Linked DNA regions of Homo sapiens: all the other regions are linked to region 1. The links are chromatin contacts, found by Hi-C or POLR2A ChIA-PET in ENCODE. All regions are on one chromosome and are shown on one strand. The core of a region is the stretch at or near the end of the contact, and the rest is flanking DNA. Distances in the headings are between cores, read along the strand shown. Region 1 holds the start of ROCK1 (Rho associated coiled-coil containing protein kinase 1). Region 2 holds the start of TTC39C (tetratricopeptide repeat domain 39C). Region 3 holds the start of RMC1 (regulator of MON1-CCZ1). Region 4 holds the start of SLC35D4 (solute carrier family 35 member D4).

Evidence for each region. A loop is a pair of places that touch in the nucleus more often than their neighbours do. ChIA-PET counts read pairs that join two places held with the same protein, here RNA polymerase II (POLR2A). Pooled maps may share reads with other maps.
Region 2: a map of naive thymus-derived CD4-positive, alpha-beta T cell shows a loop between it and region 1 (11-fold over the local background). The contact joins the promoter of TTC39C here to the promoter of ROCK1 in region 1. A Hi-C loop is called at or near these places in 1 of 168 maps with a recorded cell type or tissue (naive thymus-derived CD4-positive, alpha-beta T cell) and 10 of 50 pooled maps. POLR2A ChIA-PET finds 5 or more read pairs at or near these places in 1 of 52 experiments (BJ).
Region 3: a map of CD4-positive, alpha-beta T cell shows a loop between it and region 1 (15-fold over the local background). The contact joins the promoter of RMC1 here to the promoter of ROCK1 in region 1. A Hi-C loop is called at or near these places in 3 of 168 maps with a recorded cell type or tissue (CD4-positive, alpha-beta T cell, naive thymus-derived CD4-positive, alpha-beta T cell and sigmoid colon), 1 of 37 single-sample maps with no recorded cell type and 13 of 50 pooled maps.
Region 4: a loop to region 1 is called in a pooled map, with 5 times the contacts of the local background. The contact joins the promoter of SLC35D4 here to the promoter of ROCK1 in region 1. A Hi-C loop is called at or near these places in 1 of 168 maps with a recorded cell type or tissue (ascending aorta) and 9 of 50 pooled maps. POLR2A ChIA-PET finds 5 or more read pairs at or near these places in 1 of 52 experiments (activated CD4-positive, alpha-beta T cell).

The regions. Positions count from the first base shown.
Region 1 is chr18:21,110,101-21,113,573 of GRCh38, forward strand. ROCK1 (Rho associated coiled-coil containing protein kinase 1) reads right to left here and starts at 1,713. Exons shown (of 33, transcript NM_005406.3): 1 at 718-1,713. The coding sequence starts at 810. RefSeq lists enhancers at 1,366-1,954, 1,608-1,902, 2,002-2,221, 2,252-2,311 and a silencer at 1,572-1,961.
Region 2 is chr18:24,012,831-24,016,303 of GRCh38, forward strand. TTC39C (tetratricopeptide repeat domain 39C) reads left to right here and starts at 1,924. Exons shown (of 14, transcript NM_001135993.2): 1 at 1,924-2,208. The coding sequence starts at 2,042. TTC39C-AS1 (TTC39C antisense RNA 1) reads right to left here and starts at 2,630. Exons shown (of 6, transcript NR_110796.1): 1 at 2,474-2,630; 2 at 87-211. RefSeq lists silencers at 1,161-2,080, 2,161-2,340.
Region 3 is chr18:23,501,539-23,505,011 of GRCh38, forward strand. RMC1 (regulator of MON1-CCZ1) reads left to right here and starts at 1,973. Exons shown (of 20, transcript NM_013326.5): 1 at 1,973-2,182; 2 at 2,833-2,909. The coding sequence starts at 2,081. RefSeq lists a silencer at 1,685-2,334 and an enhancer at 2,585-2,684.
Region 4 is chr18:23,436,366-23,439,838 of GRCh38, forward strand. It overlaps SLC35D4 (solute carrier family 35 member D4), which reads right to left and starts at 1,596. Exons shown (of 15, transcript NM_032933.6): 1 at 1,416-1,596. The coding sequence starts at 1,487. RefSeq lists a silencer at 1,625-1,724.

The sequences.
Region 1 (3,473 bases), core at 463-2,962:
TGTGGTTTTTCATGTCATAAAACCCTCTTTAGAATGTTTTACAAGTGACAATGTTAAGTGCCACACCACCAAAAAGACAGTTACAATAACTGTATGGTACGTACTTTTGTAACCAATAATACAATAAAATAAGTTAACACTGTAATTACCTATGACCAATTATCTTGGTTTTTTACAATAGTTTAGCAAAAAGTTCCTTCAAACTCAAATCACCTATGAAATTTTGGCTCAAAAATCACTTCCTCAATAGCAATTCTCCGTTATCATTTTCAAGGCTAAAAACTAAACCCCTAGGAGCTAAATCGCAAAAAGGAAAAAAAATGCAAAGTAGTCTTTCCAATTTAACTGTCAAACGGATCAGAAAGATTAACATTAATTACTACGATCGCCATTCAACAAACTGTATACATTGCAGTAACTCTGACGTGATAACTTTTTATAGGATGCCTGCAATAGCAGTTTGTAAGTATCTTTCGGGTACTCATGAACTGAGTCAGAATTAAAAGTTCAGAGTAGTTAGTACAGAGCCAGTCAAATGGCAAATAGGACCACACCATGAGATGTTAATGGTACTCCAAGATTCTTCAGGAAACAGAAATCTAGCATTTTCCAAGACGATTATGCACACCTGAGACTTTTGCAGCGAACCAGACTAATGCAAGAGGAAGGAAAGACATGCAAAACCCCAGACAAGCAAAAGAGAACAGCGCTACTCACCAGCAAACAATCCGAATTCACTTCCGATTTGGGATCCCGCAGCAGGTTGTCCATTTTTTCAAATCGAGTCTCAAAACTGTCCCCAGTCGACATGTTGCTGCTGCTGTGACAATGCCCTCTTACCAGCACCAGCAGCGGAAAGCAATTTCAACCAACTTCCTCCGCGGTGGGTTCGCAGCCGCGGGGCGGAGGAGCCGGAACCTCAGGGTCACCAGGTGCGCCCGGTTCCCCCGTCTTCCCCTCACTGAGGGGACCTCCGCTCTCCAGACCCCGGGCCGGGGGCAACAGCGACCCACAGCCGCTCGGACGCCCAAAGTCGCATCCCACCCGGCAGCCCCTCACGACAGCCGACAGCGCCGTCGCCACCAGCCTCGTCGCTCCGGCGAGGTGCTTCAGTCTAGCGGGCCCCGGCCGCCGTCGCCATGGAGGGGTCCCCGTCCCGAGATGGGCAGGAGCGGGTAGAGAAAGAGAAGCAGGGTGGAGACTCCCTCCGGGCAACAAGGGAGGGAGAAGAGGAAAGGCGAAAGCAAAGGGCGGGTGAGGAGCTGTGCCAGCTGCGGCCGCCGCTCGGGCCACGGGCCGGGCCCGCTCCGCTCAGAGGCGCTGTAGACGGTCTAGCCCCGCGTCCCCGGCTCTACTCGGCCCGGCCCGACGCACCGATCAGTCTCGGCCACGAGCTGGTCCACGCAGGACAGCCTCACTCTCCCATTTTGTCCCGTCGCTGCTGGGGCTGCTGCTACGGTGTCCGGTGGGGCAGGGCGAGGTCGATGCCCGATGGAGACTTAGCAGAGGAAAGGCTGGAGAGCGGGCGAAGAGGAAGACGATAGTTGGGTCCCGGCGGCTGCTGATGGGGGAGCTTCTGGGAGGGGCTGCGGTCCCAGCCGGGGAAAGGGCGAGTCGCGGCGGCGAATGCCTGGGGGGTGGGGCGAGGGGGGCTGAGAGGGACTAATATGTCCGCCTTCCTGTTCAAACAAACGGAGACCGCCGGGGCAGACTGCGCATGCGGGGCGCGGACGCTCGGAAGGGGAACCAGCCGGGACCCCGCGCGCGCGCGCGCACTCTGTCGCCTCCGCAGGGTGGGGTGGGGCGGGGCGGTGAGGTGGGCGGGGCCTTGCGGGCAGGCGGTGGAGAAGGCGGACCGCTGGGAGGAGCCGAGTGCGGGTAAGCAGCTGCCGGCAAGGTTCTCGCCTTGGCCGGCTCTGAGGAGCCATGCAGGGCTCTGGAGCGGCCTTGGAGGTCCGGACGGAGGCGGAGCTCTGGCTGCTTCTGATCGCTGTCCCGGCAGATGCCCCAGCTCTGTTTCCTCTGGGTTGCAGCCAGTCCAGAGACTTCTGACGAGGAGAGAGTGCTTGTTCTCCTTGTTGCTGTTAGGGTGGGGCAATAGGTTCTTTTTTAGGCAAGAAGCCTTTTCGTCGGCAGGTACCAGCATTGAGCACCAGTGGCGTTTGGTTTTCAGTGGTACTCCATGGACAGCCCTCCGCGAGCCCCGGCGTTGAACCCATTTACGATTCACTGGGAAAGTTCCGAAGCGCTGCAGCGCTCAGCCCTCCCACGCCAGGCGTGTGTGTCAGGGGAGCCATAAAATACTGACTCCGGAAGATACAGTCAATAGAAGTCAAGCTCAATTTAATTTTTTTAAAGGAAAATAATCTCGTAGAAAAAAATCAATATTTTTAAGTCGTTCGTGTTAGTTCTCATAACACCCCTACTGTAGTTCTCTCCTGGACGTGTAATGCTGCCGTTTCAATGTCAAAACATTCAGTGAAACTTAATTGTGATTTTTATCAGAACTAATGTAGGACATGAGAATAATGGGCATTTCTCCTAGTTCCGTTACTTCGTTGACTGTGGTGTGAGGAAAGGTGAAAGACTTGTCACTCACCCCCGCTGATAAAGTTATGTTCTTCACTGGTTTCAGCAGGAAATCTACCTTAATTTATTCCTCATCAAACTTTATTTTTGCTCAGAAGCCAAATTAAGGATCACTAGAAATAGAAAATGTGGATCTTTTACCCCATGATGGAAAATGCTACAGATGAACCAAAAAGCATCGGAGTAAAAAGCATCGTACAGCATCTGAACAGTCCACCAGCCTTACGATGTGAGTCAGAGGTTAGGAAAATCTTACACTGTTTGAAAAAATGTCTATTTCTATTTTCAATTTATTAAATACAAGAAATATTTAGATATAAAATCCACTATATATATCAAGATAGGACGTTCTTGGTTTATACAAAAATCATAACAAAGACAACTAGACAAACCAGGTATTTCATTAAATGCCTTTGCAGCGACTTTTCTTGGCTCCAGCATTTTAAGTCATGTGAATTAGACTTATTTTTAAGCATAGGGCTTAAAATAAATCAGGCAGTTGCCCTAAAATAAATTTCCTAAACCCTGCTTGTCTTTTTTTTATTATTATTACCATTTTTAGGTATTAGGAATTTTGTTGTTTCTCAGAGAACCGTGAACATTATGTTGCTTTCCATTTAGACACATACGAAAAAATACAAGTAGTTAAGACAATACATGAGTGACACTGATAAATATAAGTGGAAGTGATAACCAACCTGGCAGAACTACTAGAAATATATGTGGGGTCCATATATTTCTAGAAATATCTACTAGAAATATAGGTGGGGTCCATATATAGCTTACTTACCTACAAGGCTCTTCTGATTATTGTGACACATCACTAGTTATCTTCTGCCATAAGATAGATGGACTCTAAATCTAGTTATCTTCTGCCATAAGAT
Region 2 (3,473 bases), core at 674-3,173, 2.9 Mb after region 1:
TGAGGGCCCTGCCCATCAAAACACACACACACACACACACACACACACACACACACGCATAAATTTATTTAAAAACATACAAGCACCTCTGTAACTTGGGATCTGGCATTCAGTGCTGCCTCAGTGGGGTGCATAACCCTCAACATCCATTCTCATGATTGATGCCATGCAGGCTCCAGGGAACGCTTCTTCTCATCTTTAGCTCAGTGCCCTAAAAACAAAAGGTTACAGCCTCTCAGTGCCATGAAGGATGGTGACACTGCTGATGTTTGAGACTAACATTATGTTAAATCCAAGAAAACCTAGATTTTCTTTTAAAGGTCAGCTTGTCAAATCCTTCTTCTCAGACAGCATGAATGCAGTGACTCCTGCATTACAACGTACTGTTTCCCAAGGATGTGAATCGTCCATTTTCTTGCTTCTGTCAGTGTTCCAGTTTGTGGTTCCAGATGTACTCAAGAATTAGCATGGCTTTGCAACAGTTACACATGACACTTAAGGAGTGGCAGTAATTCTTATTACTCTAAAATTTCTATTTATAAAAGTTGAAAATCCTGTATGGATTTAGATATTCTTATAAGGGATGGTACAATTTACAAAATAAGTAAAAGCAACTTACATGACAAAATTATTTTGCATTTTTCTGTAATAACTTATTATATTGGTCCCATGATAATGGATGACATAATGTTTAAAATTCAGGAGTTATTTCTAAACCTGAGGATTGCTTTCATTTAAAAAAAATTCTGTTATAAATGTTTCAGCAAAGTTTCTTCAAGTTGAAATTAATAAACTACACTCTAAAAACGACAGCGACTCAAGGAAGGTTGTCCAATTTGGCATTAGAGCATAATCTTGATTGCAACACTACATTAAGGGATTTTGCTAAATTAGAGAAAAATAAATTTGTGGAAAAAACATAAAGATGATTTATGAATTGCTTGTCTCTAGAATATTAGGCATCCAGATATCACCAGCCCATCATCAGAACAGTGAGACTTCTGTGATAATGGTTAAATTCAGTCACTTTTGATGTTTTGCTGACATTTGGTCATATGAACGCCAAAGCTTTGCAAGAATAATTGGCAGTGTGAGAATAGAACACACTTTGGCAGCTGAATTTATAACTTTTAAATATTTGGGCACATGGCATATAGGCCTCCATTTCTCCTCCTGCCCCACTGCGCAAATGTTGGTGGCGGGCTGGAGTGGGTGGTACCGGGATCCGAGGGGCTCTGCCTTGCAGTCCCGCAGCGCGGGGCTCCGGGGAGCTGCGGGGCAGGTGCCAGAGACCCCGCCCCCGCCGCCCACCTCCTCGGGAATTGGCTGCCCTGGTCCTAGGGGGCGGCCCCAGGGTCGGGATGAAGTCTGGGGTCGCGGGCGCGGGCTGCGTGGGGTTTCAGTTACTCGTGGAGTTTCAGTTACTCGTGGACAAAGCGCCGCGCGCTAGCATAGCGGCCCGGGCGGAGTTCCCCTTCCCTTTCCCTTTCCTTCCACATCCGCACGCTCGTTCTCCCTCCGCGCCTTGCCCTCCTCCCGACTCCTGGGTCCGGCCCCTTCGGGGGAGGGTGGGGCGCTCGGGTCTCCGGGTCTCGCGTGCGTGTGTCCGAGCAGTCCTGGGCGGTGGGCGAAGGCGCGGCTTGGGGACCCGGGAGGGGCCGGGGCGCGGGGGCTGCAGGAAGTGGAGGCGGCCGCCGCTCGGGGACCGGCTTGGCGGGGTGAGAGACACCCGGAAACGGATTCCGCTTCGGGGCCCGCGCGAGTTGGGTGCTTCGGAGGGCGCGAGAGGAGCGGGCGGGTGCTGCTGAGTAATCCCCGCGGCGGCGGCCGGACGCCCACCTCCCACGCCGCGCCGCAGCCGGGCCGCGGCTCCTCCCTCCGCGGTCCTTCCCTCCTCTTCCCTCCCGTCTTCTCCCCTCCCCTCCCCTCCCCTCCCGGCTCCGCTTGGCTCCGGGCAGGTAGAGCCGGGCTCCGGGCGCGCGCGGGGCCGCAGCAGCTGCTCCCGATCTCGCCTCGGCCCAGCGCAGGGCCTCGCACGCCCATGGCCGGCTCGGAGCAGCAGCGGCCGCGGCGGCGGGACGACGGAGACTCGGACGCGGCAGCGGCGGCGGCGGCGCCCCTGCAGGACGCGGAGCTGGCCCTGGCCGGCATCAACATGCTGCTCAACAACGGCTTCAGGGAGTCGGACCAGCTTTTCAAACAATACAGGTGACCCACGCGTCCCCGATTCCCCAACCCTGCAGCGCGCACCTCGTGTCCGGCTCACGCGCCTCGACCTGCGGCCCCCGGGAGCCCCCTCCCCCTCCTGTCGGTCACCGATTCCGGTCCTCAGGTCTCCTCCCTGGCAAGATCAGCCAGAGGGAATGCGCCTCTGCCACATCTCCTCGTCCACCCCCTACCCCCGGCTCCGTTGTCCTTTCCCTCCCGGGACCCGCCGCGCGCCCGCCCCGCGCGCCCGCAGTCCCCCTCTCACTTTCTCCCAGCCTCGCCCTCCCACAGACGTGCCCGGTGCCGGTAGGCTCCTCTCTGCAGGGCAGCTGGCTTTGGGACCGGATGAGATTTGAGGCAGCAGCGAGCCTGGGACCCGGGCTTGTCGTGACTCTGGCTCGCGTGCTGCCCCGGCAGCCTTTGTGACACGGAGCCCTCCGGCTGCCTGCTCCTCGCGCCTCGCATGGCTCTGCAACATTGTGCAATTCCAGACGCTTTTATTGTTTGAAAACAGATACGCACAATTGCTTTGCCGTGCAGGAATTTAAAAATTTCAGCTCAACTCTGCCCACTCATCTCTCTGCCTTGTCTTCTGCAAACTCAGTCCTCAAAATGAGTTCCTGATGTCTTTCAAGCAGGCGTTATTTATTAAGAATTTTTCCAACGTAAATAAAGGAAGGAAGAAAATGGAGGGATTTTTAAAAAGTATGAGAATGGTAGGAAAACACGTGTGTTCAGTTAATTTTTTATTTGTCTTTTAAAAAATAAAGCGAAAGAACTGAAACCTGGTAGTTTTCCTGTGGGAGTGGAAGGAACCTTCATTTCTTTGGGGACCTGGAGTGTTTGTTCTCGGGTTGAGGAAGCAAGTTTGTGATTTGCCGTCTGATTGTTGACGAGCCTTAAGGACGTTGATTAGCAGCTTTCCCCAACACGTTTAAGGACCACATGCTTCACGCTATGGAGACCCTGTAGTTTGGTTGGAATGAGAGGACCAATGTACAACTGTGACCGGGAGACAGAGTCTGTAAGAATGAGAATGCCTAAAGTCTCAGACCTCAGAGAATGGTGGTTTCTACCCAGCAGAGCTTCCACCTTCTTAATGGCGAAGCAAGTATCTCACAACTGTGAACTTTTCACTAAAGCCCTTTTACTTTTAAATCGGTGATTTTTTCCCCCCTTTGGTCTGAAAGTAAAAACAACTTCGCTTTACTTAGAACATTTCATTTTTAAAGCATACAGGTCTGGTTTCAAGATGGAGTTTCATC
Region 3 (3,473 bases), core at 723-3,222, 2.4 Mb after region 1:
GGGAACAACCCACATGCCCATCAACAGACGAATGGATAAACAAAATGTGCTATATACATAAAATGGAATCTTTTTCGGCCTTAATGAAGGAAGGAAATCCTGACACATGCTACATGGATGAACCTTGAGGATATTTTGCTAAGCAAAAGAAGCCAGACACTAATGGACAAATACTATAAAATCCACTTATATGAGATACTTAGAGTAGTCAAATTTAGGGACAGAATCAGATTTGCAAGATAAAAAGTTTCTGGAAACGTATTTCACAATAATGTGAATATGCCTGATACTACTGAACACCTCAAAAAGGGTTAACACGGGGCCGGGCGCGGTGGCTCATGCCTGTAATCTCATCACTGTGGGAGGCCAAGGTGGGCAGATCACCTGAGGTTAGGAGTTGGAGACCAGCCTGGCCAACATGGTGAAACCCGGTCTCTGCTAAAAATACACACAAAAAAATTAGCTGGGCATGGTGGCAGGTGCCTGTAATCCCAGCTACTTGGGAGGCTGATGCGGGAGAATCGCTTGAACCCGGGAGGTGGAGGTTGCAGTGAACCGAGACAGGGCCATTGCACTCCAGCCTGGGCAACAAGAACGAAATTCCGTCTCAAAATAAAATAAAATAAACAATAAAAATAAAGGGTTAACATGGGGGCTGAGCACGGTCAGCGAGAGAATCACTTGAGGCCAGGAGTCTGAGACCAGCCTGGGCAACAGAGAACGCTGTCTCTACAAAGCATAATAATAAAAAAATGAGCCAGGTGTGGTGGCATGCACCCGTGGTCCCAGCTACTTGTGAGGCTGAGATGGGAGGTTGAGACTGCAGTGAGCCGTGTTCGCATCACTGCTCTCCAGCCTGGGCACAGAGACACTCTGTCTCTGAAACAAACAAAAAAAGAGGGGCTAACATGGTAAATTTCATGTTTCTTATCAAGTAAAAAGGCTTGCTGACCCACAATCTATATTAGGTTTCCCTGTTACTAGCAAGGAGTGAAGGATGTGCTATCCCAAAATATGTCCAAAAATTGGTATATTATTTTGAGCTAAAAACACCGGAGAAATTGTAGTTTCAGAAAGGGCTAGATGACCTGTCGTTTCCTACAGGGAATAAGCAGTAAAGATTCCTCTGGGAGTGGCACCCTCTCTGTACCCGGGTCAGAAAATAGCCCTTATCACCAGAGACTGGGAGTTGGGGCTGCAATGGACCTGAATAAATGAACTTCCCAAGTAACACTTACCTTCCACTAATTTTACACCCTCCCCAATATTTCTCCTAGTGACTCTCTTAGAAATGTATCGCCCCAGCCAGATGCCTTTTGTGCTTTCTTCTCAAATGCATCATTCTTTGTCTAAAAAGTATAAAAGCATCTTGCTGTGGCCACTTCTTCAGACCTCACTCTCTTTTGAAGGTCCCCATGAAAAACTAATAAAGTGTGTATGCTTTTCTTTTGTTTATCTGCCTCTTGTCAATTCGGTTTCTGGCTCCAGCGGAAGAGCCCGCAGAAGCGCTGAGGGGACTGGAGACGGTCTCTGGCGCCCCTACACCTGCTCAGTGAGCCTTCAGCCCCTTCTCCCTGACGAAGCTCCCAGAGGCTGGAACTCTGGCGCGGGAGGCACTTGGGAAATCCTCCCGAAAGCAAGGAGGAGCCTTTCCTAGACCGGGAGCGGTCCCACGCGGGGGTACAGGTTGGGGCAGGGGCGACCGAGCCGGGCACAGGAACTCGCAGCAGGGTAGGGTTGGCGGCTACGCCGCCCTCGGTCCGCGGGGAACCACGCGGGCTTCCGGGTCACGCCGCCGCGTTCCGACCGCCCTCGGGGAGAGGGGAGGAGCCTCCAGCGCCGGGCGGGGCGTGGTTAAGGCCGGTGGGCCCCACCGCAGCCAGACGCTGCCCGTTTAAGCGCAGAGGGCCGCGGGTCACGTGGTGGGCGGGGTGGGGGCGTGGCACCAGGAAGCGGCGTCCGCGCCGGGCCCAGAGCCGCAGCCGCAGCCGCCGCTACAGTCCGGGCCGGGCTCCACCGCGCATCCTGCTCCACTCTGGCGACCGCCCCCGGGGCCCCCGCCGCGGGCGCGGCGCCCGCCATGGGCGAGGAGGACTACTATCTGGAGCTGTGCGAGCGGCCGGTGCAGTTCGAGAAGGCGAACCCTGTCAACTGCGTCTTCTTCGATGAGGCCAACAAGCAGGTCCGGCGCGCCCGCGCTTCCTCCCCCGCGCGGCCCTGCCGGGGTCGTGGGCGCGCCAAGGCCGGTCCCGCGCGACCAGGCCCGAGCGTCCCCTCCTGTCCTGTCCCGTCCCGTCCCAGCGCGGGAGGCGGCGCGCGCTCCTTCCTTGTTGGGTGGGCTCAGCCGCGGCCAGGTGTCCTCGCAGGTGACCTCGGGGCTGGACCCCCGAGCCAGCTGCGCGGATGCAGTGGCCCCGTGGCCAGTGTCTCAATTGTTGGCGCGCCCGTCTTATCTAGGCTTCTTTTGTTGTGTTTGTCATTAGTTACACTCGTAGTCAAGGGTTTAGACGTCGAGATTTTCATTTTCCTTGAAATTTTGTAAAGGGGGAAAAGACTGTACTTCAGGCGTATCAGCGGCGCCGATGCGCGAACCGGTGTTAGAACTTGGAGCCTCGGGAACCCGACCCGGTGTCACGGTGGCATCCTTTTCGCTCTCTGCTCTTGGTTTTTAAAATTCACCTGAGCAGCCAAACATCTGTACCTTGATATGTGCCGTGTTACTTTAGTTGAACCCAGGGTGGTGTATAACAGAAATAATCGCTTGCGGGTTGGCTTCTGAGTTTAGATCCTTTCAGAGTTCAGGCTGTTAACCTTGCTGCTTTTCCCTCTCAGGTTTTTGCTGTTCGATCTGGTGGAGCTACTGGCGTGGTAGTTAAAGGCCCAGATGATAGGAATCCCATCTCATTTAGGTAATGGTATAGACACTTTCAGATCATTTTGTCATGTAAACAGAATGATGTTTTTCTAATTCAAATGGTTTTTTATAATTTTGTCATTTGGTCTGCCCTAAGAGGCCTGAAGTCTGTGTGCGCACATGGAATTCCTGTCTGTAGGGAGGGTCTTCGTGGCACTTACTAGCACCTCTTGTCAGAGTGGAATATCTGGAGCAGTTGATTTGGGAGCCAAATACTTCAAAAGTGGGGCAGCCACTTCCTAGCACTGGAAATTAACAAGTCAGCGTGATGATGTGCCCATTTCTGGTTTGTTCACAGAGGAGGGCGTTCATTTCTTTAGCCCAGGTCTTTCCAGAGTGGCAGGTGGAGGAGATTCATTGTTTCTCATGTAATAATACAAGAAAATCATGGCTTCCACTATACTTAAGGTGACTGCATAGTCCCAGTTCGCACTGTTGAACAGGTTTAATGATCAACAGCAGGGCCTTTCACTTTCAGAAGTGTCTCGATTTGGATGATAAGCTATCTGGCCACTGTAACACTGGTGCTTACAGAAGGTGAAAGTATAATGTAGGCCCT
Region 4 (3,473 bases), core at 346-2,845, 2.3 Mb after region 1:
AAAGTTAAGAAACTTAGGTTTAGAAAGAGTAAGGTTCCAAACGCCAAGTAAGTGGAGCCAGGAAGTAAAACCCATCACTGCCTCCCAGGAAGGCTGCATTTATGGACCTTCAAAGGCTTATCGCCATAACTAAAAATCAACTGGAGGCCAGGCGCAGTGGCTCACACCTGTAATCTCAGCATTTTGGAAGGCTGAGGCATGCGGATCACCTGAGGTCAGGAGTTCGAGACCAGCCTGGACAACATGGTGAAACCCCGTCTCTACTAAAAATACAAAAATTAGCCCAGCGTGGTGGCGCACACCTGTAGCCCCAGCTACTCACGAGGCTGAGGCAGGAGAATCGCTTGAACCCAGGAGGCAGAGGTTGCAGTGAGCCGAGATCACGTCACTGCACTCCAGCCTGGGTGACAGAGCGAGACTCTATCTCAAAAAAATAAAAATAAAAATCAACTGGAGAAGGAAAGGGGGTTGGGGAGCATCCTCTGAATATATAAAGGCAGCCATTCATTGTAGGAGAGGAGGTAGAAGGAAATGCTGTTTGTCGATGGTTCTTTTCCAGAGAGGAAGAGAGGAGAAAGGAAGAGCGGGGAGCAGGTGGGGAGCCCGCAGTAAGACCCCACAGTGGGGCCAGGTGGTCTTGCACCCTGTATTCCCACTTTGGCTGGGGCCAGCCCAGAGTCCAGGCCAGCAGGTAATGCCCCAGCCATGCCCACTCGGTCCTATTGGATCCAACCTTTCCCTGCGTGGTACCAAACCTAAAGCCAGCTTCCCTCTCCTTGCAAAACAAAACCCCAAAGCTGGCACCACTGCTTCTCTGCCTCCTCACCAAAAGGTTTTCATGATGTCATGACATTAGTTTAAACCTAAAACTAAATGTATGTTTTATTTTAAAAAATAATAATTCCATGAAAAACTCCTGAAGTGCTTACAATGGAGACGTACAAAAAAATTGATTCGGGAATCAGCAGTGTGAGGGGGAGACGGCTTAATCTCTTCTATTTAAAGGCTTCTGGAACTTCACGGGGGCTCTGGGACAGGGGCGTGTTTAGAAAAAAGGCAGGATGTGTCAGATTTCTTCTGACTCTTCCTCCCCGGGGGAGCAGGAGCCAATTGCTTGCTTTCTCTTAAAACTAGTCCACACAGCCCCAAACCAAGTTCCCGGGAAATGGCCAGCCCAAAAATCCTGTTTCCCTGGAGATGTACCGTGCTTTACAGTGCAGGAAACGGGGACAGTACAGGCTGGCAAATCCTATTTCTGAAAGAGCATCCCACACACGGAGGAGGTTCGCTCTCCATCTCCATCGCCACCAGGAAGAATGAGGTAAAAAGCAGGAGGAGGCTCCGTTTGTCACGGGAAGATTCTCCGACTCAAACCTCCCACGTGCAATCGCTGCCTCCCGCGCCCGCCCCCTCACCTTGTTCGTGAGGTAAGAAGCCAGGTAGCAGGTACAAAAGGTGAGGCCGACCAGAGACCTCCTCACGCACATCTGTCAACTCGTCCCCTTCTCGGGGATCCACGGTGCCTGCCCAAATCCCCTGGCCGCCGCCCGACCCCCGCAGCAGCAGCAGCGGCAGCGGCAGCAGCCGCCCAGAGACGGCCACGTGGCTCCGAGCTCCGCCAATCAGCGCGGGGACCGCCCCCGGCGTCTGCCTTCTTAAAGGGGCCGCGCCCTCGAAGGACGGTCATTCTTCTTTTATTTTTTATTTTTTATTTTTTTATCTTCTTTTAAAGAGTAGAAAGTGGCAGAAGAGGAAAAAAGCATACCGCAGTTCACAATACCCCATCAGTGTTTAAAGAAAAATGTTCATCGCTATCTCTAAACTATGAGACCAAAATATTACCCGTGCTTCACTGAATTTTCCCAATTTTCTCCACTGAGTCTGTAGCGCTTTGGCAAATGACACAAAAAAGGTAACAGCAACAAATGTTCACTTAAAAGAGGGAAGGTGAAGGAAGAAGGAACTGGAATTGAGTATAGGTTTTTTGAGTTTTGTTTGTATTTAAAGTCATTCCATTCTCTTGACATTTCTATAAAATAAGAACCCTTTCCCAAGCACAGCCCCTATTCCTATTCCTATTCCTAGTCTATAGGGTGGAAAACTGGACTCATGAGGCTTCCGGCAAATGTTAGTAAACATGCAAGAAAACCTATTGATGGACTTGGACAATAGCAAAAAGTGCCAGTGTTCTCTGCCTGTAGAAACACACAGATTTTCAGAAACACCCACACACGGGGAAACCATCACTCTTAAGCCACAGCAAAAGTCCTCCTGGCTCTCGGTGCTGGAGCAGTGGATGGAAAACGACACACCAACCCTTATGTAATTTTTCTGTTTTTCAGAAGCATGCCTTGTTTCTCTCTGCTCCCTCCAGCATTGAGGGAGGGCTGACCTCGGCTTGTCCCCTTGAAGCCACTCCCCAGCCACCACTGTCTCATCGCAGTCCTTTGCCTCTGCTCACTTTTCCACAGGTCTCTTCCTGGGCCTGCTGGTTGGTCTGCAGAGGGGACCAACATAGAGATGGAGGTAGGCTGGTCACCCCTTCCCTCCCTTTTCTCCCACAGTCTCCTTCAAACCACTTGTACAGATGGGTATAGCTTTCTCTACCAAGACTGGATGATATGGTTTGGCTGTGTCCCCAAATCTCATCTTGAATGGTAGCTTTCATAATTCCCACATGTTATGGGAAGGACCTGGTGGCAGATAATTGAATCATGGGGGCAGTTTCCCCCATATTCGTCTCGTGGTAGTGAATAAGTCTCCCCAGAGCTGATGGTCTTATAAGGGGAAACCCCTTTCGCTTGGCTCTCATTTTTTCTCTCTTGCCTGCCACCATGTAAGACGTGCCTTTTGCCTTCCACCATGATTATGAAGCCTCCCCAGCCCCGTGGAACTGTGAGTCCATTAAACCTCTTTTTCTTTATAAATTACCAAGTCTCGGGTAAGTCTTTATCAGCAGCGTGAAAACAGACTAGTACACTGGGTTATTAAAAAGCAAAAATACAGAACAGGAAGAGAGGAGATGAAGCTTCAAATGCACTAAATTTTCCTCTCCATAGAAATAAAATCATGTAAGAAGTTAACACTTCACAAGGAGGCCCCTTCACAAGCCTACACTCGCTTCTCACCTATCACTCTTGCCCCAGAGTTTGTGTCTCCCTCTCCAAAACACCAATCTTTAACGACAATTTAAAAAGATCATTGTGGCCAGGCGCGGTGGCTCATGCCTGTAATCCCAGCACTTTGGGAGGCCGAGGCAAGCAGATCACGAGGTCAGGAGATCGAGACCAACGTGGCTAACATGGTGAAACCCCGTGTCTACTAAAAAAATACCAAAAAAATTAGCCGGCCGTGGTGGCGAGCGCCTGTAGTCCCAGGTACTCGGGATGCTGAGGCAGGCGAATGGCGTGAACTTGAGAGGCGGAGCTTGCAGTGAGCCAAGATCGTGCCACTGCACTCCAGCCTGGGAGACA